Regions from separate parts of the Homo sapiens genome. Here region 1 is linked to region 2. Evidence: read pairs that join two places in POLR2A ChIA-PET (ENCODE). Cell type or tissue: MCF 10A. All regions are shown on one strand. Each heading gives the region's core, and the rest is flanking DNA. Links, peaks and the distances in the headings are about the cores only.

What was found. Peaks named below come from ENCODE experiments on the same cell type or tissue, not always from the same donor. Only the 100,000 strongest peaks of a DNase experiment are listed, where the experiment ranks them.
Region 1: POLR2A ChIA-PET joins it to region 2 with 15 read pairs; 2 of 35 experiments call an interaction of 5 or more read pairs at or near these places.

The regions. Positions count from the first base shown.
Region 1 is chr7:30,313,145-30,329,103 of GRCh38, forward strand. ZNRF2 (zinc and ring finger 2) reads left to right here. Exons shown (of 5, transcript NM_147128.4): 2 at 10,498-10,593. Among named protein-coding and RNA genes, the nearest start is that of MIR550B1, 31 kb to the left of the region's middle. RefSeq lists a silencer at 5,697-5,865 and an enhancer at 9,605-9,654. In MCF 10A, for the core only: no CTCF peak of the experiment used is centred there; a DNase peak (open chromatin) is centred at 9,277.
Region 2 is chr7:30,397,332-30,413,290 of GRCh38, forward strand. LINC01176 (long intergenic non-protein coding RNA 1176) reads left to right here. Exons shown (of 3, transcript NR_108081.1): 2 at 5,581-5,691; 3 at 6,271-6,724. Among named protein-coding and RNA genes, the nearest start is that of LINC01176, 14 kb to the left of the region's middle. In MCF 10A, for the core only: no CTCF peak of the experiment used is centred there; a DNase peak (open chromatin) is centred at 6,360.

The sequences.
Region 1 (15,959 bases), core at 6,519-11,518, 81 kb before region 2:
TTTGTTTAGAAACATTATTCTGGGACATTGAGCTTAATTGAGAATTTTAGCTGTGGCTGGTACAGGTTTTTCCTAGTGTTTTGCTTTAAGCCAATGCGTATAAACAGTAGCCATAGAGGCTAGAGTTCATTGTTGTAATTATTCTGAAACCCATAGTTGTTTAAACCTTTTTTCTCTTCATTTGACTTCCACAATATAATCTAAGACCCAGGTGAAACTAACATATTGCTCATGTTACATGTGGCCTCATAGGCTAGTGGGCATTATACATGTGAGAAGTTAGTGTCGGGTAAGAAGCTGTGGCTCAGACATGCATTTCTCCCTCTAGTTTGTGAATTCCCAGAGCAAATGCCATTACTCCATCCTTCCTCCCTCCCTGCCTTTCTACTGAGAGAAAATTCCCAGAGCAGAGGCTGTTGTCATATTTATGAAAACAAACAAATAGACTGTAACTACTGTTAAAGCTCATGCTCAGTTCCAAAAGTGCTTTGCATACTTAGTCAGATTTCTAGAATTGCCCCCGAGAATATGGACTAAGTTACCGTTGGCACTGAGGCATCCTCCTATTCTGTAGTGAGCTTGTTTCACATCAGTGAAGAATAAAAAACTACTTAACCTCCCTGTGTCTGTCTTGTGATCATTCTGTACCCTCATTCACTACCTTCCTCCCCCAGTGGTGATGTGTGGCCATTTCGAGGTTCCCTGGTGGCAGAATATGTTCGGTATATTCGATTTTACAAGGTCCATTTGTATTAGGTAAACCACTGATCCCTAGGTCCTTGTTGTGTTATTGGCATACTCTCTCATATTATAAATTAAGGATGCCTTGTTTGTATTGCCACATGGATTTTATTTAGTTTTCCATGAGAGCTGACCTGTCCTGTGCTACCATAGTTTAAGTTGACTTTTCTACCGTTGTGAATAGTGGTTTAGTTCTTTCCCTTCATCAGCTGTTTGATAAGAGCAATCACGTTGTACTCTGTTTGACATTATTCTGTAAAATGGATTAATTTATTAATTCAAACAAATTTAAAAGAGAAATTTTTATTATATTATTTGGTTGTTTTCCCAGGGAAATACCCATGTTGCTCAAGATGACCTTTATTTTCTAATAAAGTTGTAATTTTCTCTGTCAGAATTATTTTCTATACATTTTATGGGGCACACGTAACATTACATTACATAACATAACATTGTACAACATAGCATCACAGTGACAGGAAAATACCCTCTGTCAGTGGTGGCCCACTGTTAAGATATTTATAGTTATTTTAATCTATCAGATTTGTAGGTTATATGTATTTAAAATGATCTAGACAGTAAAGCATGAAGAATAAAGCTAATGGGATATTTTTGGGAGTGAGGTGGAGGAGACAAAAAAGATGGACAGAAAGTTGATTGATGGGCTAGAAGGTAATAAAAGGGTATCAGTAATAAAAGCAAAAAAGGGAAAAAAGGGGGCATCTCTGCAGTGTTATTTTTAAGAGTGTGAATATGCCAAAGACATAAAAATGTGTGCCTGCTTTTCTTGCATTTTATGACTTCAACAATAGCTGTCCAATTTTTTCACTTGTTATGGGGGAATTATTAAATCTCAAGTACTTTATCGCTCTGGGTTTCTGCATAGTTTTCCAAATATGGGAAATATATATATATATATGTATATATGTATGTATGTATTTTTTTTTTTTGGAGACAGTCTCATTCTGTCACCCAGGCTGGAGTGCAGTGACACAAACTTGGCTCACTGCAAGCTCTGCCTCCTGGGTTCACACCATTCTCCTGCCTCAGCCTCCTGAGTAGCTGGGACTACAGTCGCCTGCCACCATGTCTGGCTAATTTTTTGTATTTTTAGTAGAGATGGGGTTTCACCATGTTAGCCAGGATGGTCTCGATCTCCTGACATTGTGATCTGCCCACCTCAGCCTCCCAAAGTGCTGGGATTACAGGTGTGAGCCACCACGCCTGGCCTATGGGAAGTGTATTTGTTAAGATATCCAAGACTTGGTCCCAGTATGGATTTTGATTTGCTCATGGTACCTAAGTGTCTGTTCTTATCTTAGCCATTCATTCCATTGGTGTTTTGTTTTGGTATTTTGGTATTTGTTTGTTTTTTGCCACTATTCACACGAAATAATCCCTTGGAAATCTCAAAATAGACCCCCTATGATTGTTGCATGGTTGTAACATTTTTATGTACAAGATATTGTAAATCGTTTAATTGGTTATAAATGCTATGAGAGAGATCTGGTAGAGAGATGAGTGGACTGCAGAGTGTAGTGAAAAGAGTCCTAGTTCTGGCCCTAGTCCTGACTAGTTTTATGAGTTTTGTCAAGAATTTTTACCTCACTGAGTTTTCTTACCTGTAAAAGGAGATTAGAGTGGATGTTCCCTTAGAGTGCATTTGCATTCTCACAAAGTTGAGTCTACCTGGCTTGGGAGTAATTACAGTGAACATGGAGAAGTGTAACTCTTTTTGGACAACACGGAGGGCATTTGTTAGGTACACAGTGTGAAACTTAAAAATGTCTGATCCCATAATTAAGTTTGTTTTTTGTCCCTAACTAAAGAAAAAGGTGGGGCGGGGGGGGGGGGGTTGGGTATAAAGACGCCTACAGGGCATACTTAAAGAATCCTTGTAAGACATTTAATGAGTCATTACAGCATACTGATATCTAACATAAAAAACTGCTTTGGATAGCTTTTCATTCATTCAAATATTTGAGTGATAGTGTGTGTCATGAGAGGCACACTAATGACTTTGGGGCTACAAAAAATAGATCATAATTTTCACTTAAAATTGCTTCATTCATGTTCTTTCCAAAGAGAATATATGAAAAAAATAAAGTAAAAGAATTGTCAGACTAGGCGCTGTGGCTCACACCTGTAATCCCAGCACTTTGGGAGGCCAAGGCGGGCAGATCACCTGAGGTTGGGAGTTGGAGACCAGCCTGACCAACATGGAGAAACTCCATCTCTACTAAAAATACAAAATTAGCTGGGCTTGGTGGTGCATCCCTGTAATCCCAGCTACTTGGGATGCTGAGGCAGGAGAACTGCTTGAACCTGGGAAGCGGAGGTTGTGGTGAGTCAAGATTGCACCACTGTACTCCAGCCTGGGCAACAAGAGCGAAACTCCATCTCAAAAAAAAAAAAAAAAAAAAAAAAAAAAAAAAGAATTGTCATAAACCAGTAGATAGTAGGAAGTAATGATTTTCCCTAGTGGACTGAATATATGGTCCTGATGTGAACTAAGCTATTCAAGAATGTCTGTTATACAAATTGTTGTATACTGATGTTTTATAGGTTCATCAAGGATTGCTTTGGAGGATTTATCAGAGGATTAATTAGACATTTAGCTATTTAGCCTGGTAAAACGCTTGTTGAACAAGGTTAAAACGTTTCCTGCTAACTTGTTTCAGAATGTATTCTGCTATATTGTGTTATTGGAACATTTGCTGTCCTGCTATTTTAATTTTATTTCAGATATTTTTGTCCTTTATTAAGTCGCTGTCATTTTTAAGTGTATAGATTTTACTTAGGTGTTTCCTCTTTGGCCTCTTGAGCAACTTTTCCTTTATAGCAGAAAGTTTACCTATTAGAAAACCGTGATAATTTAGAGAGAAGTTAGGTCATCTGCAACTGATCCTGCCTGTGGTTATAGAAGTTAGTTAGCTTGCATTTTCTGGGAAATTTTTCATAACAGATAATTCTGTATTTGCCAGACTCAGAACAGATCCTACCAGTAAATGAGATAAGTTCATCTTTTCAGTTTAGACTCCAGGCCTTTTGCTGCGCTTATGTTTTATATAGTCTAAAGTTCTTTGCTTATGGAAGTTGATTTATTTGCCCCCCCTTTTTTTTACTGGCATGTTTAAAACAATTTTACCTTTGAACGGAATTTGAAAAAAAATGCAGTGCATTCCTGCAAGCAGTGCTTATAATTGTGGTTATAATCACCAGTAATTAGAATTTCCTAATCTGCCTTTAATTGTGCCATTCTTGCCTCTAGAACTGAGGCCAACTGTATAGTTCATTTCCGTATTTATTTGGATATTTATTAAGTGTTGACTGTAGGTCTAGCTGGGTGCTTGGACAGAGTGATCAGATGTAACACGCAGAATAATATGCAATTTCTGCCCCACAGGTATCAAATTTGGGAGATAAGATCTACACAGAAGTAGTATTACACATGATATGTCAAATGAGTGTTATCAGTAAAAGGAATTCAGTAGGACAGAGAAGGACATTTTGCTTTTGAGTTCTCTAAAAGATTTCATTGAGATGGTGAGACTTGATCTGGGCTTGAAGGGATGGGAGTAAATTTTTAGTAAAGTAGGATGAAAATATTGGCTTAATCAAGAGCAAAGGCATGGAGATGTAATGGGTATGTTCTATTGGAGGAAAATAATTAAATGGCAACACCAAATTTGTATTAGGCTCATAGTGGGAAATAGTGGGAAAGCCTTGTACAGGGAATGGTGGCATGGGGTTGCTTGCATGCATTCAGTAATGCAAAAGAGGGCCAACAGCCAGGATGCTGTGACAGAAAGCTCAAAGCCTAGGAATCAGAAGAGCTGAGTTCTGGCACTTTTGATGTCTTTCCACTTAGACCTATATTCTCTTTAAGTGAGCAGTTTAAACAGAGAGAGTGTAGGTTCCTTATGGTTAATATTCTTTAGTTCTGTTATCAGAGATGGAATGACAGCTTCTGTTTTGTATTACCTGAAGAGCTTTGTATGGCCTGGTGTAGCAGATGGAGGTTACTTGCTGTAAAAATCTCCTGAACCCATTCCTCTGTCACTGATTCATTCCATTGTTTGTCATATTCATTGCATTTCTACGTAGGGGAGTGTTAAGCCTATTGATTATTGCCTTCTGGAAATAAATTAGTCAGATTACCTAATTGAGATCAGATGGAGTGGAGCTTTGTTTTAGGGACAGTATAAAGGAATGGTTTTGATTTTGGGGAAACTTGGAGTGCCGGCTTTGGATAGAGAACATTTATAGCCAGTGAGGTCGATGACATAGGAGGGAGGTTCATGACATCTGGGGGAGGGGCAGAATATTTGGATTATTATAAAGGTTAAAATAGAAGAGTCCAAACATCTGGCATCTCATCTGTCTCTAATGTAGTCCCTGGTTACCTTTATTTCTCTTTGGATATAGTGATTGAGAGGATCAGTTCTTCTGGGTGATTTTTGCTGGTGTCTTTATTTTGTTTGTGGTTATTGGGAACTCTCATAACTAAGAAAGTTGCATTTAGATGACCTGTTTGCAGTTGTAGAATAATGATTTGGTATGTAAATCTCATAATAGGGCCTTCATCTTCTGTCATGCCTAACAGATCTGACTTGGTGGTTGGAGTAATTTTTCTACCAACAAAAAACCCAAAAATCTCACCTGTATTTTTCCTGCCAATTGGTGTATTCACCAGTCTCAGGTTTAGGATCAGTCCCTTTTTGTTTGTGGTTGGTTTCTAGGAGGAAACAATGTACAAATACTGAGTTAAAAGTAGGGTTGGGCCACTGGAGATACAAAGAAAAATCTTTTTGCCTTAGTCATCAACAATGGAAAAGCATTTGGTAAAGTAACTTTGATGCAGCAGTATGTGTCATTGAGTAGTTACAGAAAGTTTTTCTTAATAGGAATCTGGATTTTATTATTAAAGAATGTCATTATAGAGGCTGGGTGTGTTGGCTCACGCCTGCAATCCCAGCACTTTGGGAGGCTGAGGCGGACGGATCACCTGAGGTCAGGAGTTCAAGACGAACCTGGCCAACATGGCAAAACCCCATCTCTACTAAAAATACAAAAATTAGCTGGGTGTGGTGGTGCGTGCCTGTAATCCCAGCTACTCGGGAGGCTGAGGCAAGAGAATCACTTGAACCCAGGGGGTGGAGGTTGCAGTGAGCCAAGATTGCGCCACTTCACTCCAGCCTGGGTGAAAGAGCGAAACTCCGTCTCAAAAAAAAAAAAAAATGTCGTTTTAGAACTGTACTCTTTATTTTTAGAGACAGAGTCTTACCCTGTTGCCCGGGCTGTAGTGCAGTGGTAGGATCATAGTTCACTGCAGCCTCAAACTCCTGGGCAAGAACTGTACTGTTTTAAGAATTTACAAAGAATAAGAGTTGTCTGAAAAGTGTAGAGGGGAAAATTTCAATAAATGATAGCCACTGTTTACTGAATACTTACTATGTTGCAGGCATTATATATACATTATAATCTTTAATTCTCACCAAATTTCTAATGTGTAAGTAGTAGTATCAGTGTTTACAGGGAAGAAGTCAGGCCTGGAGGGCTGAAGTGCCTTCCCTGGGTCACCTAGTCTGTATGTAATAGAAACAGGATTTTTACCAGGTCTATTGGGCCTCACATTTCTGTATTTTCACCTGACTATTAAGGATAATAAGGAGATTGACATGTAAATAAACACAGGGCCATGTGCTGCATTGAAGTATTGTCCAGGTATGGAAGAAATACAAAGGGAGGGAATGATCAAGTTGACCTTGGGGTAGAGCACTTAGAGAAAGATTCCTGGAGAAAGATGACACCTTAGTAGGATACTGGTGACCATCTAAAAGTTCTTTGGGTAGAAGAGAAGGATTAATGACACTAGTGATTCATTGTCTATATGTTTTCTTCTCTGTTTAACAAGAGCAGAATGATCTGGTTCATCTCTACTGTTGACTCTCTTCATCACAGTCTCTCTTGGCCTTTTATACACCAAGATGATCCTGCTGTTCCCATCCCAGTTTTTGTTAGTTTGATCATTTTCACACTGTTTACATTTGTAATATTTAGTACTGTTTTGTAGAGATAATTCCTATAGTTGTTTACACATATTTTTATTTTTAAATAGAATCGTGCATGTGTGTACTACCTGTGTGTCCGTGAGTTTATATATTTATTTAACCACGAATTCTTTGTTTTGATTCATCTGTTGGTTGAGTCCTGAGTCTGAGTATTTAAAGATAATACACTTCTTGAGTCCCATTTTTTTCCAAGAGCTCTGAAGACCCCTCTGCCATGTGTCCCAAATAATTATCTATATATGTTATATATGTAGATCTCTATACAGATCTTTCTATATATACATAGAGAAATTTCTCTATATAAATAATTTATCGATACATACATTTATAAATAAATCTACTCAGGTATATAGAAAGATAACTATACAGAGAGAGATGAATCAAGGATGAATCAAAACAAAGAATTTAGAAATGGACAGGCTGTGGTTAAGTAAATATGTAAATACATACTAGTAGTACCCACATGCATATCATATATATGTATACAGTTTTAAGAGTGCTTTACATAGATGTTTAACTTAGGATTTTTGACTTTATAATGGTGTGGAGGTGATATGCATTCTGTAGAAACTATACTTTGAATTTCAATATTTTTCAGGGCTAGCAATATTCATAATGAAACTCGGTGGTGCTGAGCCAAATATCTCATGTAATTTATTGAATACGGTATTGAAAGGGTTCTGAGCACATTTAAGGTAGGCTAGCCTAAGCTACGATGTTTGGTAGTTTAGGTGTATGCATTTTCAACTGAAGATATTTTCAATTTACCATCCTAAGTCAAGGAGCATTTGTATATTAAGGATATTGTCCTTTTGTTTTTGATATACATTGCAAATATTTTAAATTCATTATTTGTCTTTGGAATTTGCTTCTGATGTGTTTAACCATGATACATTTTTTTTCTTTTGTTGCATAATGCCTTAGAGCTGCCTTAAAAAACTGATTGGAAGCTTTATGTGCAAAGATAAGGCTTATTAATAGTCAAGGATTTTGATGTATCATTCTGTGAGACCTTTTGATTTAAGAGAAGAATCTACCAATTTCTTAGTAGAGATGGAGGCTATGGAGTGGGGCCTTTTTCAGTTCGGAGATCTTTATTCTTCTATTTTCTTCCCTGCCCGTTGCCGTGCCTGGTATTCTCAATTCCGAATATTCTTTGTTGTTGTTGTTGTTGTTTTCCCCACAGTAAATCTCCATTCTCATGCTCTAGTGGGGGTATGGTATTTGCTTGGCTGTATGTAATGGATTGGGGACCTCGGGATCTGTTTTTTATTCAGTCTTTCAGTCAGTCTAGATTTTAGCCTCATGTATCACTACTGTGTTGGGAAGTCATGGAGCTCCAGATGCCTGAGTCCTTTGGGAATTATTTAGTGAGAATTGGCTTACTTGTGCAGACACTCAGGATCTGTGTTTGCTCCGTGCCGTTGATGCTTTCATCTATTTTTTTTTTCTCATTTGCTGCCGACTTCTCTCAAGTTCTTTAACTCATTTTTATTAAATATTATTTATTTTCATTTTAGTAGGTTTTGGAGGGGAGGAGAGAGAAACATGTGTTTAATTCACTGTATTTAACTAGAAATCCAGGTGGTTCTTTGTACGTACTGTTTTTCCCCTTAGGCTCTACTTTGTAGGCAGTTGGATGGCTCTCAAGTGAGGCTTTTTAGGTTCACAGTATTGCACTTTTGTTTAAGTTTGTTTGCCAGTACCCAGATGATTCTGATGTTTCAAATCAGTTGCCTCTTGCCCTCGTTTATGCTAAGTTTAACTTCAGGGAAGCAAATTTTTTAAGTTTCAAGGCAAGAATTCTTTAGTTGATGCTTAAAATCTGGTTGCAGTTTTAGGATCTCTGCTTTCTCCCCATGGTTGATCAGTTTCACAGTATTCGATGTAGCCTGTGTTTGGCCATTATAGTTTTTTTGTAGTTTCATTTTTAGGGGTGTCTAATCTTTTGGCTTCCTTGGGCCACATTTTTTATAGTTTCATTTTTAGGGGTGTCTAATCTTTTGGCTTCTGTGGGCCACACATAAAATACACTAACAATAGCTGATCAGCTAAAAAAAAAAACTGCAAAAAATCTCATAATGTTTTAAGGAAGTTTATGAATTTGTGTTGGGCCACATTAGGCCATGCGTTGGACAAACTTGTTTTAATCGAATCCTCCTTCCTGTTTTTTTTCTTTCTCTTTTTGGTGGTTTTCAAGAAGTTGAAGTAAACATACCTTTATTCCTTTCTTTTAAAATGCATGTACTACAGTTTGAAAAACATTGTACAAAATCATATATTTCATTTAGGAAATTGAATACCTGGAGGATTAGCTGTGCCAAAATCTTTTTCCCAATCCTTATAAAGTTCGGCATGAGGTATAATTCTAGCCTCACTCATTTGGTTGCAGTGAGTTTCACATCACAGTGAAGGGAGGACAGTTCCTGTGAGAACACATGTGTTGGAACTAGAGAGCTGCCAAAACGTCTCTTTCACCACCCATCTTATTAGTTGTCTCTCACAGTGCTTCTGTTCCTGTCTACACTCTAGCTTCATGTGGCCTTCTTTCTTGTGCTTGCCTATAGTTTCTGTTCTCTCGTAAGTTCAGCTTACACCTGAGCCGTCATGGACACCACTGTCTCTCTTTTACTTACTTTTGACCTTTCTGCTTAAGCTCTTTACTGCTGGCCAATATAGTCTCTCACTGTTTCTTAATCATATTTCCAAAAAAAAAAAAAATTGATTGGCCTATGCCATCTTTTTGTTCCACTTCTGATTTGTGCCTAGCCAAACTATAAGTTGGCTATCTGGGTTCAGGTTTCCAAACAGCTTAGTGGTGTCAGGGGAGGGAGCAGTAGGACAGCAGGGGAACATGGTATATCTGAGGACTGTCTTAGCAGCAAGAAGGCAGGGATGGGACACTTCACCTTGGTAAGTGAGGGGGCAGAACAGAGCTGAATACATCAAATAGTCCCTATTTTATTATGCTAGTTTATTTTTAATGGAGTACTTCAGGCAAATACTTAGTAGTGCAGATTGAATAATGTAGGAAACTAGCTAATTTTTAAGTGTCAAAAATTGACTGCAAAAACCTGTACCCCGATCTGATGCTAGTTTCTGTTTTCATTATGACTTCAGTGCCATGGTGTGGCAGAAAGACCATTAAAGTAGAAGTCAGGAGTCTTAGATTCTAGACCTGTTTTTGCTGTTCTGAAAGGCTTCACGTTCTGCATCAGATAAAATTTTAAGGTTATTGAGGTAGAATAGTGTCTAAGGTGCTGTTTAGCTATAAAACTTGTGACTCACAGTGTACTATACCAAGTTGGTAAAGGTAATTTCCACAAGAGTAGTCAGATTACAAAGCTTGTAATAACATGAAATCATGAGTACAGGTTAATGTAAAAAATTAAAAACGAGAATACCTGGACCAGTACATCAGAGAGAGATACAGGAGTTTGTAGTGGACTGCATCCCTCTCATTTTAACTTGTTTTGTTTGATGAGGAGATCATCTTCATAAACTGATACAAAAGTCAGATATTATAATCACAAAATTTTCCTGACTTGAGTTGCACATAAACAGTGTAATGCAGTAAGTGTAATATTGAAGTTTCAAACGCTTTTTGATTTTCCATGCTTTTTAAAAGCCATAGCTGGATATTCAGAATAGTTAAGTAACTTGAGTTTCTTTTGTTTTTTAGGATTTAAGTGCCCTGTATGCTCAAAATTTGTATCCTCAGATGAAATGGATTTGCATCTTGTAATGTGTTTAACAAAGCCACGAATAACCTATAATGGTAAGTCCAATGGTTTAAAATAATATTTTAAGTTAGAATTAACTTACATTTTATGAATTTCATGTTTCAAGTATAATTTAAAAGGAGGGAAGGACATTGTTTTCTCTATTTTTACTAGTGCATTAATGCAGTGGTTCTCAAATTCTGTGATCTCAAGACTTCTTTACACTTCAAAAAATTACTGAGGACTTCAAAGAGTTTTTCTTTACTTGGGTTATATCTATCCATATTTGTCATAAATTAAAACAGAATTTATAATTTTTAATTTATTTTGTTAAACATAAATATAATTATGTTGACAACTTTTAAATGAAAAGTAAATTTTCTAAGACAAAATATTTAGTGACAAGAGTGGCATTTTCAGGATTTTTACAAACTCTTTAATATCAGGCTTCATGACAAGGAATTCTCACATCTGCTTCTTCATTCAGTTTATTGTGATATGGCACGTCTTGTGTCCTCTGGAAAACTCTGCTGCTATACTGGAGAGAATGGGAATGAAAAAGGCAGATATGGCCAGGCACAGTGGCTCACACCTGTAATCCCAGCACTTTGGGAGGCCGAGGTAGGCAGATCACCTGAGATCCCAAGTTTGAGACCAGCCTGGCCAACATGGTGAAACCCCATCTCTACTAAAAGAAAAAAAAAAAGAAAAAAAAAAATTAGCTGGGTGTGGTGGTGCACACCTGAAATCCTAGCTACTCGGGAGGCTGAGGCAGGAGAATCGCTTGAACCCAGGAGGCGAAAGTTGTAGTGAGCCGAGATTGTGCCACTGCACTCCAGCCTTGGAGACAGAGTGAGACTCTGTCTCAAAAAAAAAAAGAAAAAAAAACAAAAACAAACAAACAAAAAAACAGATACTTAGTGTTACCATGAAAATAGTTTTTACTTTGTTAATCTAAAAGGATTTCAAAGGCTCTTCCACTTCTCCTACTGTACAAGATTCTTTGGACCACAGTTTGAGAACTGCTGCATTGAAATAAAATCTTTTGGGTTAAGCCTAAGTAAAATGTAATGTTCATAATGGCCATTTTCAAAAGTAAGTAAGCATGGTTGAAATTGCAACTTTTTTCTTTTTGTTTAAGAGTATAGAGTAAATGAAGGGAACATATATGAGGAGTAGGGAGAATAAAAGTTTATTCAATAGTAAATAGATGCCTAATGGGAGAAAAAAGTCATTAAGAGAAACCCAAAACTCTACCTATGCAGTGCATATGTGTCTCTGTCTTTCCTCCCATATACAAATTTAGTCTGTGAGCTCTGGAGCGAACTGGTATTTTTTTAGGTCTGGTGTTTTAGACTGTACCATTCTTTCCTGACCAAAATCTCTAGATATTCCAAAACCTAGGAAAGATTTTAAATGTAGCCTTGGCATACTTTGGAATAGACTTGGGGGGGAAAAATCAAGTAGTTCTGTCCTAACCAATGAATAGAATAAAATGAAGGAAAAATGAAAGTTGTTTTCAAAATTTTATAAAGAAACAGACTTCAAAAGCTTAAGAGAAATTTCATTTTTTTTAAATATAAATTTTGGCCTGAAATAAAATGTGTAGAAAGGGTACCAGTAAACACTATAGCCAATTGAAAGATTGGCTAAATTCAACATATATTTTGAGCATCAATTATGTGCGAGGTACTGTGTTAGGAATTAGAGATATAGCAGTGAATGAACAGAAATGGAGCTTACAGCCTACTAATAGTAATAGTCACTGATTTCTTTGAGCTAAGAATTATTGGTTAAATAAAAAGGTTCTATGAAAAACTTAGTAGATATAGCAGCACTTATCTGAGCTTTCTCCTCAGGTAACAAAAATGTTGGGAGGGGTAGAATTTAACATTGAAATGAGCATATTACTTTTGGTAGTGTTTTGCAAGTTGATCTAAGAATCAGTCTCTCAATTCTTCCCTTTCCTTCACTTTTTCTAGTATGGTGGTGCTTCAGCCACCCTATTACAGGGTTGACAATAGAGCACTTTTTGCCATTCATTTGCTGATGAAATGTGAAAGTGGTTTTAAGCAGTTACTTGGCATAATAAATGTATTTGTTGATTATATCCTAACCTTTTTGCATTATGAAATTGAATTGGCTACTTTGCATTATCTACTTCAAGTTTAGTTATTTAAGAAATAGAAAGTGTTCTCATTCAAAATTTGTGACTAAAAGTATATGGGTTTGTTTTTCATACCTGCTCCACTATCTTATATTCTATAATTGTTTATGTTTAATATGAGTGCCTTTAAATATCCATAAATCTTAAAGCTTCTGGCTTTCAATTTGAAAATCACAAATATATTTGACCATATAATAATATATTTACACACAGTCTTAGTATTCTGTATGTTTACTTTTTGTGTAATATATCTAGAATACAGTCTTCTTGTGTATTGTGATATTTAACAATTTTTTTAACTTTTAAGTTGAGGGGTACATGTGCAGGTTTGTTATATAGGTAAACTTGTGTCATGGGGGTTTGTTCTACAGATATTTTGTTACTCAGGTATTAAGCCTAGTACTCATTAGTTATTTTTTCTGATCCTCTCCTTCCTCCTACTCTCCACCCTCTGGTAGGCTCCAATGTGTATTGTTCCCCTCTTTGTGTCCATGTGCTCTCATCATTTAGCTCCCACTTACAAGTGAGAACGTGCGGAATTTGCTTTTCTGTTCCTGTGTGAGTTTGCTGAGGATAATGGCCTCCAGCTCCATCCATGTTTCCACAGAGGACATGATCTTCTTTTTTATGGCTGTGTAGTATTCACACGGTATATATGGACCCACATTTTCTTTATCCAGTCTATCATTTGATGGGCATTTAGGTTGATTCCATGTCTTTGCTCTTGTGAACAGTGCTGCAGTGAACATATGCATGCATGTGTCTTATAACACAAGGATTTATATTCCTTTAGGTGTATACCCAGTAGTGGGATTGATGGGTCAAATGGTATTTCTGTTTTTAGGTCTTTGAGGAATTGCCATACTGTCTTCCACAATGGTTGAACTAATTTACACTCCCACCAACAGTGTGTTAAGTGTTCCTTTTTCTCTGCAGCCTCTCCAACATGTATTTTTTTTTGACTTTTTAATAATACGCATTCTGACGCTTGAAATGGTATCTCCTTGTGGTTTTGATTTGCATTTCTCTAATGATCAGTGATGTTGAGCTTTTTTTCATATGATTCTTGGCCACATTTATGTCTTCTTTTGAAAAGTGTTCATCTCCTTTGCACATTTTTTCATGGGGTTGTTTGCTTTTTTCTTGTAAATTTGTTTAAGTTCCTTATATATGCTGGATATTAAACCTTTGTCAGATGCTTCGTTTGCAAAAATTTTCTCCCATTCTGTAGGTTGTCTGTTCACTTTGTTGATAGTTTCCTTTGCTGTGCAGAAGCTCTTTAGTTTAATTAGATCCCATTTGTCAATTTTTGGTTTTGTTGCAATTGCTTTTGGTGCCTTTGTCATGAAATCTTTGCCTGTTCTTATGTCTATAATGGTATTGCATAAGTTGTCTTCCAGGGTTTTTATAGTTTTGGATTTTACATTTAAGTCTTTAATTCATCTGGACTTAATTTTTGTATGTGGTTTAAGGAGGTTGGCGTGGGGTAGGGGTCCAGTTTCAATCTTCTGCATATGGCTAGCTAGTTATCCCAGCACCATTTATTGAATAGGGAATCCTTTCCCCATTGCTTGTTTTTGGTCAGGTTTGGATATTTGACAGTTCTTAATTTCCTGATTTAACTATGCCTAAGTCATTAAACTGTTCTGCTAGATCACTTGTTTGGTGTCTTAAGAACTAATATATAACCTTCTGCTTGGGGATACTATAACAACCAAATATTTCGAATTTTAAATATTTAACAGTATTTCAATCTAGAAATTAATAAATTTCATGCAATAAGTAAATAAACTTGTAGGCATTCTTAAAGTTGCTGACTGAAAGCTTTAAAAAATAAAAATATATATATTTTTGTTTTTAGAGTCAGGATCTTGCTGTGTTGCCCGGGCTGGAGCTCAGTGGCTATCTATAGGCACAGTCATGGCACACGACAGCCTCAAACTCCTGGGCACAAGTGATCCTCCTACCTCAGCCTCCTAAGTAGCTAGGACTACAGGTGCATGCCACCATGCCTGGCTTTTATTTTTTATTTTGTAGAGATAAAAAATTCAAAGTATGTATTAATTGTATAAACATTCACAGCAAGAAGCAAATACAGCTTCTTAATAAAAACCGTGTATAGTTTTTGAGGTTTTAAAACTAGCTCTTGGACAGTGGCCAGTTATGAGTAAGTGAAGGAGAAAGGAGCTTTGCCTGGACTGATTTGGAGGGTTACAGAGAGGTGGCAGGTTAATAATGTACTTTCCTATCATAGGCAAGGGGAATTCTAATGCCACCTGGTTTTAAAGTCAGACCCCCCCCAAAATGTCTGTCACAGGTGATGAGTCCAAATGGAAATTGGCTCCTTTAATACCTCATAAGCAAACCATCTAGGATTATTATAAAGTAGAACAAGGTAAAGCCAGAGAATCTCTAAAACTGAATCTTTTTAGTCAACTGGATTCCTCACAATTTTATATTTGAATTCCTACATGTTGATTCCATAGAGAGATACATCAGATACATTGGGCCTCTGAATTGTGTTAGTGCTCAAACAAGAACATTTTTTTCAGCATACTGTTCATTTAACTTACACTTTTGCAGCCTTTTCCAAAGTAGCTAGATCTGAAATTTTGAAATTTATTTGTTAAGTGAATGTTAACTGTCTATAAACATTCATAGTTATAACACAAGAATAGTGGGGCTTGTTTTCTTCAGACTGGATATATTTATATAGATAAGCTCCTGAATTGGATGAGTTCCAGAAATTCAAATATAAGTTGATGATTTAGAGTTTCAGACTCTTTGTCACAGAGATGATATTTGAAATATTGGTTTTTCAGACTAGCTCACCAAAACCTTCTTATTTTTTTAAATGCACAATATATCTGAACACCCACATCCTGGTACCTGAAGAAGAAATTGGCTGACTAGGTAGAAACTCTCAGGGATTGGGCAGCTGGCTCGGCAGAGATCCCAATGGGACGCCCAAGGCTGTCAGGGCAGGGAAGGATTTTGAATGATGTGGGTGGTATTATCTATTGCAGATGGTATTTTGGCAGCTTGAAAAAATTAAGAATGCCACAGTGAGTATTCAACAACATAGATTACCTTCATGTGAAGGACTGCCTGTTTCATATACTTTTCCCTCTTTCATGTGCTTCATTGTTGAGTTTATGGACCTAATAATTCCTTGTATAGTCTATGAATCTAATACAAATTTTATGAGTATAGAGGCTCTCTTCATTTCCTTGCTCCTTCTAGGATATTTCAGAC
Region 2 (15,959 bases), core at 3,793-8,792:
TGAACATAAGTAAGAAGTACTAACTGCAGAAAATTTTTACAATATCATGAACACATAGCAACAGTAAGAATGATGGTGATAAGAAATTTAATTTTTTCAAAAAAACTTTATGTTAAAATGATTGAAGAGTGTGCTAGAGATTTCACACTTTTATTTTTGAAAAGAAACTCTTTGGGGATAGAATGAGATTGGTCATTTTACAGGAAGAGTATACTAATTTGAATTTGACTGTTTTGTTCTATCATCCAAATAATGATTTGCTCTGAAGGATTTTTCTTCCATGAATGTACCTTCCTAAATATTTGTTTAATGTAATATTTAAATATGTAATAAATTTGAAGTCTTAATTCAGGTTTAAAATACAATTACCTTTATGAACATATTAAGTAAAACAATATATATTACTGAATTTACCATCTTAATCAAATTGTTTCTCTAATAAACAGATAAGCCACGTTTGTTATCTCATGAGATACATATCTCATGTATTATTTTATAACTATGTTATTATCTTAACTGTTTTGTCAGTTACTACCTCAATGAAAATAACTCATTTCCTCTAAACACAGAGAACTGGAATACATACACCAAAAACTAGTTTTTTTCTCCATTAGTATACATTTTACATCTTATAAATCTTAAGATAGTAAAAATAAATTAATATTATCCAAAGGCAATTGCACTTGGTTTCTCTTTACTCATCCTTTAAAATAAAGGGGACAAGTATAAAACCAGGTTTCCTGACCAGTTTTGTATATTTTTCTTACTTAGAAATTGTCAAAGTATCTAAACATTGTTTATTAACTCTATTTAATATTAGTCTAAACTTGTAAAGTTAACTGTGGATCTGGAAACTAAAGCTCATATTAAGTCTTTATGGTTTGCAGCATTAATAAGAATTTCACATGATTAAATCTATTTGACCCATAAACCAGTGCAAGAATTTTAGAGATTTTAAATCCTAAAAACATTAAATCCAATTCTCATACAAACTAGCACTTTGTACTAACATTTTTACATGATGATAAAGTCAATAAGACAATATAGAGCTGTTTTTTAAACTAAAATCATTTCAATTTGTCCAAAGGGATATGATCATAAATGTTACATGAACTCTTTTAATAGAATTCATTCTAATTTTGATACATGATGAAACTATGTATTCATAAACCAAAATTTTAAATCATGTCAAAAGGTTTTAAGTTTCCTGCTTTTTGTATCTTCCAACCTAGTAACCAAGACCATTATTCAAACTAACAGTTAACTTTTTTCTCCTATATTAGTTTTAGGAAGAAAAATTTAAAGAACCAGTGCCAGTAAAACTTGACAATTTTTAAAAACTCGTTTGAATTTTATCTGGACTGTATGAGTATGTAAATAACATCATAATACTTTTTTATTAATTCACATGTTTTTCTAAGAGCAGGAGACAGAGAAGTAGAAGGCAGAAAATGAGAGCCAGCTATGGGAAGGTCAGACAGGGCAAAAGCTAACCTACCACCTGAAAATGTTACAGTTCTGAAAAATTGAATCTTTTAAATACAATTGTGGGATTTATAGTATTACCCATGTCAATTTGAAGAGTTTGTTTCTGTCCTACTATTAAAGATACTTATCTTCTTGGGCTAAGTGGATCGTTGGAATTTGGATGCTACAGTACCCGTTTGGTGACCCCTTTTATAATCACTCAGAGGCTTCTGGTTCTTTCTCTTCTTGACTAGAATGGAACCATTTTCCAGTGACTTTTTAAATTCACAATATGAAGTTTTTGTATCCTAGACCCACAAAAAGATGAGCTGCTTGACAGAGGTCAAGAAGGTTGTGGAGTGGGTGGGCTGGGACAGGATTCGGGAATCCTTAGCAGTGGCACAAAGTTCTGAATACAGCCTGCGTTAGACATGGACATATTGGGAAGTATTTGGGTCTTCTTCGTATGGAGACTGCCATTTTAAGGGACTTTGAGTTAGACTGTATATTTCAGAGGCTGGAGGAGGAGGAGGGAAGACGAGAGATACAAACAGAAAAGTGTGGAACAGTATTTGGGTGGATCAGCAAGTGAGGCAGATTTTAAGTATTTCTTATTTTATTGGCCTAAATGCAGTCTTCTAGGGAAGGGTAAAAGTCTGGATTATATTTAGAAGCCTCTTCATACCAATTTTTTAAGCTGTATTTTAAAATAAATTTTATACTCATGAAGAATTGCAAAAGCCAATACCACCAATTCCTGTGTGTCTTCACCCAGGATTCCCCAGATGCCCCAATGACAAGATCTTAGGTAACCTTGATACATTATCAGTACTAAGTAATGGGCATTGATTAATGCTGTTAACTACACTGCAGACTTTATTCGAATTTTGTTACATGTCTTTTTCCAGTGTATATTTATATGAAATTTAGTTATGTTATAGATGCATGGTAACTACTGCCATAATCAGTATACAGAATATCCTATCACCACAAAGTCTCTTATGCTACAGTTTTATAATCATACCTTCACAGATGTGACCCCCAGCAACCACTGATGTGTTCTCCGTCACTATCATTTGGCCATTTCAATAGTGTTAGGTAAATGGCATCATGCAGTACATAGCCTTTTAAAATTGGCTTTTTTTTTTTTGTACTCAGCAAGTATCCTTGAGAGTCCTTCAGCTTGTCACATGCATCAGTAGTTTCTTCTTTTTTATTGCTGAGTAGTATTCCATTGTGTGGACGAACCACTGCTTATCCATTCACTTATTGTAGGACATTGTGGTTATTTCTAGCTTTCAGCTATTATAAATAAAGTTGCTATAACCATTTGTGTAGATTTTTGTATGGAAATGTGTTTTTATTTCTGTAGGATAAATACCCAGCAGACTTATGGCAAGTCTGTGTTTAACTTTATAAGAAACTGCCAAAATCTTTTTCAGAGTAGCGTTTTATATTCCCACCATCAGGATATGAGAGTTCTAGTTGTTCTACATCCTCACTAACAGCATTGTGGAGTTTTGGGCATTATTTATACATATTATTCTAATAGGTGTATAGTGGTATATCACCATGACTTTAATTTGCATTTTTTAGTAGCTACAATGTTAAACATCTGTGTTTAACATTGAATACCACATGCCATTTGAATATCCTCTTTAGTAAAGTGTCTGGTTTTGTACATTTTCTAATTGGATTTTTTGTTTTCTTACTGTTGTATTTAGAGTTATTTATATATTCTGGATATAAGGTCCTTGTCCGAACTGCGAATTGGAAATATTTTCTCCCAGTCTATACCTTGTATTTTCATCCTCTTAACGTGGCCCTTCTCAGAGCAAAAGGATTTGGTTTTGATAAAGTCTACTTTATTGATGTTTTTCTTTTATGGTCATGATTTTAGCATCATGTCTAAGAACTCCACCTAATCCTAGCCTATTAAAAGATTTATGGTTTCACTCTTCACATTTGGATCTGTGATCCATCTTGAGTTAATGTTCGTATTAGGTGTGAGGTTTAGGTTTAGGTTTGTTTTTATGACCAAGAATGTGCAGTTACTCTAACACCATTTGTTGAAAAAATCTTTTCTCCTTTGAATTGGATTTGCCCTTTTGTTAAAATCAGTTGGCCACAGTTGCATGGGTCTATTTCTGGACACACTATTCTGTTCCTTTGATCTGCATATCTGTCCCTCCACCAGGACTTCATTGCCTTAACTGCTATCACTGTATAGTATTAGAAGACTGAATATTGTGATTCCACCAGCTTTACTTTCTTTTGTGTTTTTTATGCTTTCATGTAAATTTGAAAATTTTCTCATATCTACAAAAACTCCTTCTGAGGTTTTGATGAAAGTGGTATTAAGCCTCTGGATCAACTTGAGGGGAATTGACATCTTCAATATGTTGAATCATCTTTCAATCCATAAGCACAGTTTGTTTCTGTATTGACTTAGGTCTTTTTAAGATTTTCTTCATGAGAGTTGTGTAATTTTCTCCGTACAAATCCTATGCATAGTTTGTTCAATTTAGATTGAAGTTATTTTTTTGGAGCAGCTGTATAAAGGGTTTTGTGTTTCTAATTTCAGTTTCAATACATTTGTTGCTAGTGTATAGAAATAAGTTCCATTTGTGTGTATGTGTGTGTGTGAACTTTGTATCCTGCAACCCTGCTAACTCACTTATTAGTTGTTCCCTTCCCTGTTTCCCAGAAGAGATGGTATAAAGTTACTGTTACTTATTCTTTTAATGTTTGTTACAGTTCAGCAGTGATACCATCTGGGCCTGGAGATTTCTTTATCAAAAGGTTTTAAACTGTTAATTCAATTTTTTTAGTAGTTATGAGACTATTCAAGTTATCTGTTATCTTGGGTGTTTTTATAGTTTGGAATTGGTCCATATCATCTAAATTGTCAAATTTATGTGCATAGAGTTGTTTGTTGTATTCCTTTATTATCCTGTAATGTCTGCTGGGTCTGTAATAGTATTCCTTCTTTCATTACCAATATTGATCATTTATGTCTTTCTTGCACTTTCCCCCTTCTTAACTTCCTGTCTCCCCTCCTCTCCTCTCCTCTCTCCTTCCCTCTTCTCTTCTTCTCCCCACCTTTTGTCAGCCTTGCTTGAGGTTGATCAATGTTATTGATCTTTTCAAAGAATAAACTTTTGCTTTCATTTTTCTCTATTGTTTTTCTGTTTTCAATTTCATTGACTTTTTACTCTTACGTTTATTCCTTCCTCCTACTTGCTTTGGGTTTATTTTGCTCTTCCGCTTGTAGTTTCTTGAGGTGGAAGCTTTGTTTTGGATCTGAGACCATCTTCCAATATAAGCATTTAGTGTTAAATTTATAAATTTCTCTAAAAGTGAAACTGCTTTAACTGCATCCCAAAGATTTTTATATGTTGTATTTTCATTCCCTTCAGTGTATTTTTACATTTCCTTTGAGACTTTCTCTTTGACCATTGGAGTATTTAAAAGTGGGTTGTTTAATTTCTAATTGTTTTGTGATTTTCCTGGTATCTTTCTGTTATTATTGATTTCTAGTTAGATTCATTATGAACAGATAATATATTTTTTATGATTTCAGTCCTTTTAAATTTGTGAAGGTTTGTTTTACATGACCCAGGATAGGATGTGGTCCATCTTGGTATCTATTTATTAGTTGCCAAGGCCATTTTTTCCTTGCTGAGGGGCTTGGCTTAGAGATAACTTACATCTCTTTTGCCCACATTCCAATAGTTAGAGCTAAATCATATGGCCACACCTAACTGCACAGAAGGCTGGGAAATAGATTTTAGCTGTGTGACTTAGAAGGAAATGGGAATCAAGTCTGGAAATTACATAACACTCTCTTGTTTTTGACTTTTTTAAAATTTTCTCCCTTTATTCCCATTCCCAATCCTATAGTTATTTAACTACATACCCTAGTGTATTTAATATATGTCCTTCTGATCTACCTTCTGTACATTGAATTAGATTTTTATGAATCTTTCAAAAATACCTAAGATTTCTTTTAGTTTTTTTTTACATGTTTATAAATGGTTATTGTCTGATATAGTTTGGATGTTGTATCCTCTAAACCTCATGTTGAATTGTAATTCCCTTTGTTGGAGGTAGAGCCTAATGGGAGGTGACTGGATCATGGGAGCAGAGTTCTCTTGGATGGTTTAGCATTATCCCCTTGGCGCTGTCTTTGCGGTACTTCTAGCAAGATCTGGCTGTTTAAAGGTGTGAGGCATCTTTCCCCTCGCCCTCTGTTGCTCCTGTTTTCACCATGTGACATGCCTGCTCCTGCTTTGCCTGCTGCCATGAGTAAAAGTTCCCTGACGCCTCTCCAGAAGCTAAGCAGATGCCAGCACCATGCTTCCTGTACAACCTGCAGAACTGTGAGCCAATTAAACCTCTTCTCAGGTTTTTTTTTTTTTTCTCAGTCTCAGGTATTTTTTTATAGCAGTGCAAAATCGGCCTAATATATTGTCTGTATAGCATTCTGATGATTAGTTCTTCACTGTGTATTAAGATTGACTTATGTTGCTGCATGTATGGCTAATTCATCCCTCTGACTGCTTCAGAAATATTCCACTTTATTCATATTTATTCAACATTTTACTTATCTATTCCCCCGTGTACTAAAAGTCAAAAGCATTACTAATTTAATAATGTCATATTTGTTCTTCTAATTATTTTTTGCTGCATAACAAAGCACTCCTAACTTAGTGGCTTACAATGATAACAGTCATTTATTTTATTCAAAAATCTGCAATTTGGGCTACAATTGGCAGAACAGCTCATCTTTGCTCCTTACAGTATTGGCTGGAGTTGGCGATGACTCAGCAGATCAAGGCTGGAAGACTCATTCTCGTCAGGTGGTTGACGTTGGCTGTCAGTTGGAACCTCACCTGGGGCTGTTTGCCAGAACACCTACACATGGCATGTCCATGGAGCTATTTGACTTCCTCACTGCAATGGCTGGGTTCCAAGAGCAGTTATCCCAAGAGAACAAGGCAGAAGTGCATGACTTTTAGAATCTTGTCTCACAAGTCACACAGAGTCACTTCCACCATCCCCTGTTGGTCAAGGAGGACATGAAGGTCTTCCTAGGAGCACGGGGAGAAGACAGACTTCTACCACCTGTTGGAAGGAGTGTCAGTGTTACATAGCAAGAGAAGCACATGGAATGGGATGTATTGTGATGCCCATCTTTGGAACAGACAATTTGGCATATCTGTGAAAATTAAAAGTCTGATTTGGATATAACAAATGAGACTGATTAGCAAAGATGTCTAATTATAAAAGTTAAAGTTAAATTCCAAATATACTTTTTTTTTTTGCCAAAGACCAAAGACTAGGTTATAGCCAAGGAATTCTGGCTCCCTATATCCCTAGGCTTTTTTTATTTTTATTTTTATTTCTTTTCTGAGATGGAGTCTCGCTGTGTCACCCAGGTGCAGTGGCACTGTCTCGGCTCACTGCAACCTTCACCTCCTAGGTTCATGCGATTCTCCTGTCTCAGCCTCCTGAGTAGCTGGGATTACAAGCGCACACCACCACACCTGGCTAATTTTTTGTATTTTTAGTAGAGATGGGGTTTCACTATGTTGCCCAGACTGGTCTTGAACTTCTGACCTCATGATCTGCCTGCCTTGGCCTCCCAAAGTGCTGGGATTACAGGCGTGAGACACCGTACCCAGCCCCTAGGCTTTATTTCTAAGGTTATCAATACCTTCTTCCCCTTGATCCTTATTTTTTATGTGATCAACATAATACATGAGATCAACCAGTTCAAGCAACACGATTACAAAACCTATGCACACCTTGAGTGTAATAAAGAGAAACAGAGCTTTTTTCTCTTTAGAAAATATATCACATGAGAAAACAATAGTAACTAGTTCTCAACCTCTTTATCCTTTTCTTTTGCGCCGCTGGCCAGAAGATCTCTGATGTATTGGGCATTCTGACTAGATACCTTCAGTATACACATGACTATTCTGAAAGCTTATTATCTACATCACTAGAAAATAGATCCATAACTTTTGCAGTCCTTGTGCCTTTTTCTCTGAACTTGTCTCTCCTGAGACTCTATTAAATACAATGGTGCTTGAGGAAAACACTGCCAGAATAGCTCTGCCTCTCATAAGGTGATGTAAGAAAAATGGGAAAAGTGTTCTAGCAAAGTGGTCATGAAAAGATTGTAGTGAGTTCAACCCTGTCAAGTCCTGATTTATGTATATCATTTTACCCATTTCTCTTAAAGTCCAGAAAGTTCATACCCAAATGGATGAAAATGCTGATCACTCTTCCTTTTAACTACATAAAGCTTTCACCAAGGCAGAAAATCACAGCTAAAAAATTAACATAAGATGGACCAACCCGATTTGTTTCTTTTCTTGAATTGCTAAGCCAAGACGAGATGAGTGTTGGGCCTTTGTTTTTATTTTTTAATGGGTAATTTCAAATATATATGAAAGTAGAGAGGATGGTTCAGTCATTCCTCAGTATCTGTGAGGGATTGGTCTGAGGACCCCCTGTGAATACCAAAGCCTGCCGACACTTAAGTCCCTGCTATAAAATGGCACAGTATTTGCATATAACCCATGCACATCCTCCCACATACTTTAAATCATCTCTAGATTACTTGTAGTACCTAATACAATGTAAATGCTATGTAAATAGTTGTCATACTGTGTTGTTTAAGGAATAATGACAAGAAAAAAAAATCTGTACATGCTCAGTACAGACACAACCATCATAGACCTAACTACACTTTTGATCTGATTTGAATCCGCAGATGCAGAACCCTACAGAGGGCTATGTAGTGAAATGCCCCACCCATCCCCTAACTTCAGCAATGACCAACCCATGGCCAATCTTGTCATCTGCACTCATCCCCAAATTTAATATATTTGGGGATGTCATCTGCATCCCCAAATATATTAAAATGTATTTAAAGCAAAACCTTGATATCATTTCATCCATAACTGCTTCAATGTGTATTTCAAGAAAGGGACTCTTTAAAAACATAACTACAATACCATTATCGCACATTTTAAAATTAGCAGTTGTGGAGGCAAAAGGTGTGTCTATAACTGGGGAGAATGAAGCAAAGAATATAAGTGGACATAGAACACGAAAAACAAAACAAAAGACTGAGTCTCTGAAGTCCTGAAAGGGGTTCCAGTCCACAGGTCTCCCTTTGATGTTGAGAGTCACCTCATCTCTTTGTATCATTCTAATCCCTTCTTTTTGTATTACACTGAGTTGGACTTCAGTAATTTTTTTTGAGACAGTCTTGCTCTGTCGCCCAGGCTGGAGTGCAGTGGCACGATCTCGGCTCACTGCAAGCTCTGCCTCCTGGGTTCATGCCATTCTCCTGCCTCAGCCTCCCAAGTAGCTGGGACTATAGGTGCCCGCCACCAAGCCTGGCTAATTGGACTTCAGTAATTTTAATTTGGAAGCATCATGGCTAATACTACTGCTATCTGGACAGCTTAGTGTTACTCTTCCCTCCATATTTTTTGATTTGTTTATCATACCATTCAATTTAGTTAATGCCAGTAGCTACCGTTTATCGAACACCGATCATGTACCCGGCACTCTACCACGTGTAGAGATTAAACTACACCAATTTCACAACAACCCAATGAAAAAAGTATTTCCCTATCTTGTAGATAAAGAAATGAAGGTCTAACTGGATTAGGTAATATTCCCAGGTTAAACACTTAACAAGTGTGGAACCAAAATCTCACGCAGATCTTTCTGGCCCTCAGCCTGTTCCCACTATGCCATGCTGCATCTGACAAACGTGATTTTTATTTTCTAAAAAAGCCAGTACAATTCTGTGGTGCCTGCTGTTCATCATATTGTTTCCTCATCTTCCTAGGCGCGCAACTACTCCTTCATGGCACTTAGCCTTGGTCCCGTGATTGGGTTCTAGCCTATGGAATATGAGTAGGAGACATGTCATGTTTCTTGGCTGGGCCCAATAAAACTTCCCATTTGCTGTCCTTTTTGCTCTCTCTGCTTTTGCCGTCTGGCTGATGATGCCCAAGGTGACCTTGGGAACCACACATTGGCGATGACAGACGGACATCCTGAGTCTCTGAGTGACTGTATGGGACAGAGCCGCCTGCCACCAATCTGAAACCTCTTTGGACTGTTCACATGAGCAAGAGATAAACTTCTATTGTATTTAAGCCGTTGTATATTTAGCATTCTATTTATTATTACAGCAGTTAGCCTTCCTTAACTTTTATGTACTGTTTCAATTATCTTTTACTGGGTAACAAACTACCCCCAACATTTAGCGACTTAAAACCACAGTCTTAAATTAACTCATGATTCTGTGAGTCAGAAATTTGGGCTCTTGCCCCTACTTGTTCATGCGGCTACAGTGAGCAGGTGGGAAGCTGGGGGCTAGTTGGTCCAGCATTGCCTCACTCACATGTCTGGAAATAGGTGCTGGCTGGACTGTGTGTCTCCAGCAGGCCTGCCTGAGATTTTTCACATGTTGGTGGAAGTGTTCCCAGCAGCAAGAGAGGGCAAGCCCCAATCTGCAAGTATGTCTCAAGCTCCTGCTTGCATCGTGTTTGCCGATGTGCCATTATTTAGTGAGTCACCTGCGTAGAGGGGAGTATGATTTATTGGGGACTATTTACTGCAAAAATCTGCCATATGTACAAGAGTTAGGCAAATCATTTACGTATATACAACATATTAGTCACATATTTAATACCAGAGTCCCACTCTGAGACTGTTTTCATAATCCCTGAATCAAGTTCTATTTAATAATGTAATCGTTTATTTTTTACTTTTCAGGTCTATATATGAGAATAAAATAATTACCAATACATCATACATTTAGGTTAGTAGAATTGGGAATTAAAGAAATGAACCCAGTTTCATCTTTGCCATTAACATTGAGCTCCCTTTGTTTTAAGTCAGATGCAGTTGCAGTAACCCTCCCTAGACTCCATAACCCTCTTGAGCTACTGTCATATCCTGTCCCTTCCATATCATATTTCTTTCTTTCCTTTTTTTTTTTTTTTTTTTTTGAGATGGAGTCTTGCTCTGTCACCCAGGCTGGAGTGCAATAGCGTGATCTTGGTCACTGCAACCTCTGCCTCCCAGGTTCAAGCGATTCTCCTGCCTCAGCCTCCTGAGTAGCTGGGATTACAGGCATCCACAACCACACCTGGCCAATTTTTATATTTTTAGTAGAGACGGGGTTTCACTGTGTTGGTCTTGCTGGTGTCAAGCTCCTGACCTCAGGTGATCCACGGGCCTCAGCCCCGCAAAGTGCCAGGATTACAGACATAAGCCACTGTGCCCCAGCCCACATTGTATTTCTTGAAGGATATCCTCATCTTCCAGTTATTTCTCAATCCTTTTCAGTCTGGCTTCCTTGCATTAATTTATGAAAACAGCTCTTATGAGGGTGACCCATGACCTTCCTGTCACTAAATCCATGAGCATGAAACTTTCTTACTGGTGGTTGACTTCTTCTCAACACCACGCCACCATCCGTCTGCTTTTCCTTCAACCTTTCTGGCCTTGTCTTAGTTTCCTTTGAAGACTCATCCTCCTTTACCTTGTCTTTAAGTGACAGAATTCCTCAAGACTTCGTGCTTGGTCTTTTCTCACTCTACTCTTGCCCTAGGTTGGCCTCATCTTTGACCATGTCTTCAATACTATCTATATCCTGTTGAGTCCCAAACTTGTTTCTCTACCTCAGGCCTCTGTTATGCCCCAGCCCTGTGTATCTCCAGTTGTTTATCTCACATGCACCTCAAACTCAATTTATGTCCACACCGGCCCTGTGCTTCCTCCTCATTCACCCTTCCCTCCAAACAAAATCCAGTTCTTTTCTAGTAGTTTCAAAATGACCCCACAATCCAAAAGCCCGTGAATCATTCTTGACTCCCTGTACCATCAGTGCCCCCTGTGCCATCCTTCACCCATTCCGGTGGTGCCCCTTTCTATTCTGGGAAAATCTCCCACTGTGAGTCATCTGGGTGGGTGACTGCCCCAGCTCCCACTATGAAAGACAAAGGGGCTAACATCCTCCCTCTCTCTGTCTCCTGTCAGCTAAGGCATTGCCTGTGACCTGACCTTGGTTGATTGGCTGTGTCTGCCAAGAACTTTGAATATTAAGAGTAAAACCAAGACGGTACTATTAGAAGTCATTCATGAATGTATCAGTGGAGTACTGGTGGTGTTGATCCTGCTTCCTGTATTTCTTAGCCTTCCAGAACTATCTTGGTTCCTGCCCCCCCCACCACATTTTCCATGCTGGTGTGCTAGCCCCCAGTGGATTTATCCTATAAATGCCCCCATTTGCTTAAGATACCCAGAGAAGGATGTTGTTATTTGCCACCAGAGAAGCTGTGACCAATATAGGCACTGATGTTCCAGGTAGATTCAGATGCCATCACAAAATTTTCTCCACTAATCGGCGACCTAGCCACAGAATGCACAAAACAGCTCTCAAGATCTCTGCATGCAATATCAGTGCCTATGGGTCCCTGTGGCTATTTCTTAGTGCTGCCCATGAGCCACCATCATCTCTGCCTCAACTTCTGCGAGAGCCTCCCAGCTGGTTGTCTCATAAGGTCCTCAACTTCATACTGCAGCCAAAGCCATCTTTTCGGAATGTAAACCTGTTGGTGCCACTCCTCTCTGATGAAATCTTTCAGGGGCTTCAGATTTCTGTGAAAGACCAAAATTCTTAAACTTTTTTGACCTTTACTCGCAATAAAGACAGTTTATATTGAAACTCAGTACACTTGATGTATATTTTATAAAAGTGTCACAAGACAATACTTACCCTTTATTTGATTAACAAATACTTGCATGGCAGTTACTGATTGCCAGACACTGTTCTTGCTGTGCTGTGAATAGTAACTCATCTAGTCCCTGTAAGAACCCATGCGATGCACATGTTCTTATGACCACTTTAAAGCTGAAGCCACTTGGGCACAGAGAGGTTCAGTTGCTTGTCTGAGGTTGTACAGTTAATGAGTGGCAGTCTGGGTCCAGACCCGTGCTTTTCACTGCTTCTTGGTGCTACTCTGTGGTGGACTCTGATATTCTATTCTGTTTCATTTTTTAAAAACAGAGGTTGGGCGTACACCCCATTGCTTTCACAACCTCCTAGCAGGTCACAGTATACAGTTTAAGAAACACTGGCCTGTCTTGGGGTGGGCCCTTACCTTGTATTTCCCAGCTCCACCTGTGCTGTGCTCCTCCTTGAGTTCTATGATCCAGTTTTCATGGCCAGGCTCCTCGGAGCCATGGGGCCTTGGCCCATGCTGTTCATTTACTGAACCTCACTGTCCTCCCTGCAGATTGTGTCCTTGATTTCAAGGGAGAACGGTACGCCTATGATAGGCCCTGAAAGCCCTTGCACCTTTCCTTGGGCACTCATCATGGTTGCAGTTTGGCAGTTACCCACTTGGTGGTTTGAATAAATATATCCATCTTCCCCACTAGACCGTATGTGCTGCGAGTGTAGGCTCTCTGCGTGTTTTTAGTTCACTGTTGAGAGAGGTGATCTGCCCTGAGTCCTGAGCATCCAGCACATTCTTGCTGGGTAAGCACACAAGGCGAGGCCCTGACCACTCTACTCAGACTGCTTCTCAGCAGACATTATGTTCGCAGCAGACAACCTTGAGGATAAAGTAGTAGCTCCCTCCAGTTCGGAGAGCAGACTTGCTACTGCTTGCTATAAAATGGCAGGCTCCTCAAGCTCAGTGTTCTTCAGCTGCCATGCAAAGCCACTGTATGTGTAGCATCCACCTGTGCCCCAGCACACTGTCTTCGTGGGCTACGGGGCACAGGGGCTGATGCAGACATGCTCGTGCTCATGTTGTCTACTGTTCTGTCGATCATAAAGTCCTGTGCTTCTGACCCAGGAGGCTTGCGTCCTGTGCCAGCATCCACAAAACAGTAACAGTCTAACTTACTAACTTGCAAGTAGGGTAAAAAGTCCAGACATGACACTAACCATTTCCTATCAGCCAGCACAGTACCTGGCCTAAAGCAGATGTTCAGTATTTATTTGTGAAACAAATGGATGGTTGGATAGATAGAAAGTAGATGGACTTTGAGCTCTGCTTAAGGTGTTGCAGGGATCAAACCCTTTCAGAAATGCCAACCATACCCTGGAATGATTCTGGAACTGTGGGGAAGACAATTGAGGAGAAATGAAGATTATCTTGACCTGAAGTTTCTCATCCTTTGTGTTTCTAAGTAGAGTTTTTGGATCAGCCAGCTCCTCTTCTGATATTAAACTATCTGACATGGGTAGTCCTGTGAGACAGTTGCGTTTTATTCTGAATTGCCTGAATGAGTCTGATGTCCCCAACACCTAGCGAAGCTCAGCAATGATGCATGGGGTGGGCTGATGTGGGAAGTAGGCAGCCCGGAGTGGCAGAGGCCTGGGTTCTATTTTAAAAGGGAATTCTGGGTATCACTGGGTCTCTTAGAGGGGGAGTTAGGGAGGGGGAACTGGAAAGTGAGAAAGGGAAGTTTGCACAGCAGCAAAGCCAAAGTTAGCCTCAAGTTCTCCCCAAAGGCCAGGTGGCAGTAATTCGGGACATGTTGCAGAAATTCATCTCTGAAGCAACTGGGACCAGAAGGCTTCAGGCAACAACTGTCCCTGCTAGGAGGGCCTGTTCCCCTTTCACAAACAGCACTGCTTTTCCTAATATAAGCACAGTTCTTGCACATAGATAAAACTGTCTTTAGGATAGAGTGAAAAGAGAATAAGAATGTTAAATTTATAACTATTAAGATGTATTGAAAGTTGAATAATGTGCAGAAAGCAAATCGCTCTACACAGAAAGAGAGGGTGATAGAAGGGTTCTTGGAGACAACAAGCATGAGAAGACTTATCTAGGGTTTGATGAGATTTTCAGTAAGAGCTTTATCATCCCCACAGGGGCAAAATTAATTCTTGGGAGACAAAAAGGAACTTAGTTATTCGATGGTTTGTGGCCTTCAGAGGGTTGCAGTTGTACATAAACAGAAACACAGTATATCAGTGGTATTAAAATTTCAAGATGGGAGAGAGATTGGGGAAAATATCTAAAATGTCTCCTTACAGGGGTGATAATGAGAAGCAATGGACTAGAGGATTCAAGTGGAAGAGTCTTCATCACCCGTGAGTTCTCCTGGGAAAGTGAATTGGAAACAAGCTAAGTGCATTTTCTCAGCAGAAGGAAGATCTTACACATCACCTAGTGAATATCCAGTTGGGAATCTGAAAGCAGCAGTGGGCAGGTGAGCTGTCCCCACAGCTGTTCAGCAGGTGATGAGCTTACTGGCTCCAGGAAACGTCAGTGTGCTTAGGATGCAGCTGATGGCCTTAGGCACCAGGCCAGTCCTCCCTGGACACATCAATAGGATGGTGGCAATAGAGGGTGGAAGTTAAGATTCCAGGAATTAGCCCACCCACGTCCTTCCTTGCTGTTCTATTCTGTTCTCATCTCCTTCCTTCCTACTCTCCTCTCCGGCTCACTCATTCATTTTTGCTGCAGGCAGGGGAATCAGGAGCAATGTTCATCAGTGAATGAAAGGAGTGCTGGAAAGAGAACCAAATGCTGACATCAAAGAACCTTCAATCATATGATTTTAGTGTGGAAAGCCAGATGATACACTCTAACATCTGTGAAATCAAATCAAAATGCAAATTGGTTTTTGGCTTTCCTGATCTATGTTTCTGGATATGTGTTCACTGGGACATGTGGCTTCTTGACAGAATAAGACTGAAGACAATTTCAAGTATAGACAATAGTTAGTTCCAATCCCACAGGTATTCAGCCTTGGAAATGGGTTCCAGTCTCTGGGCTTAAAAGACTGGACTTTGCTATCAGTTTGAAAATGGCAGTGTCGTAGAGGGGCTCTTAATGTTAGGAAGGATGGCCTGGCAGAGTCTCTTTTCTTCTCTTGCCCTATCCCTGATGCTCATTAAGGCAGTGCTAGAGGAAAAAGTTCTCATTAGGTAACAGGAGTTGCTACTGGGTACCGTTTAAAGTGCTTTACACCTATTAATTCATTTACTCACAACCAGACAATTCTGCAAGGGGAGCACTGTTTTATAAAACTCTTATGGATGGGGAGCTCAGGTACAGAAATGCTAAGTCATTTGTCCAAGCTCACACAGCTTCTGGTAGTACCGGGATTTGAACCCAGATCCTCAGTCTCCAGAGAACTTGCCACAATAGTGTTCTTTTAAGGTGCCCTCAGCCAACTCTTGCACTTATTGATATCTTTGAACTCATGGATGAATGGGCTTAAAATTGTTTTTAACACAATGTACTTTGGTTTGAGCCTTATTTAAATAGAACAATGTGCCAGTCACCAGACCCCATGCACGGTTGAATCCTTTGGCCACTTACATAATGGATTAATTACTGGACACATGCTGCCCTCTTGTGATGAAAGTCACTCAATTGCAACCTTCTCCACTTCTCTGGAATGTACCCAGTTACTTCCTT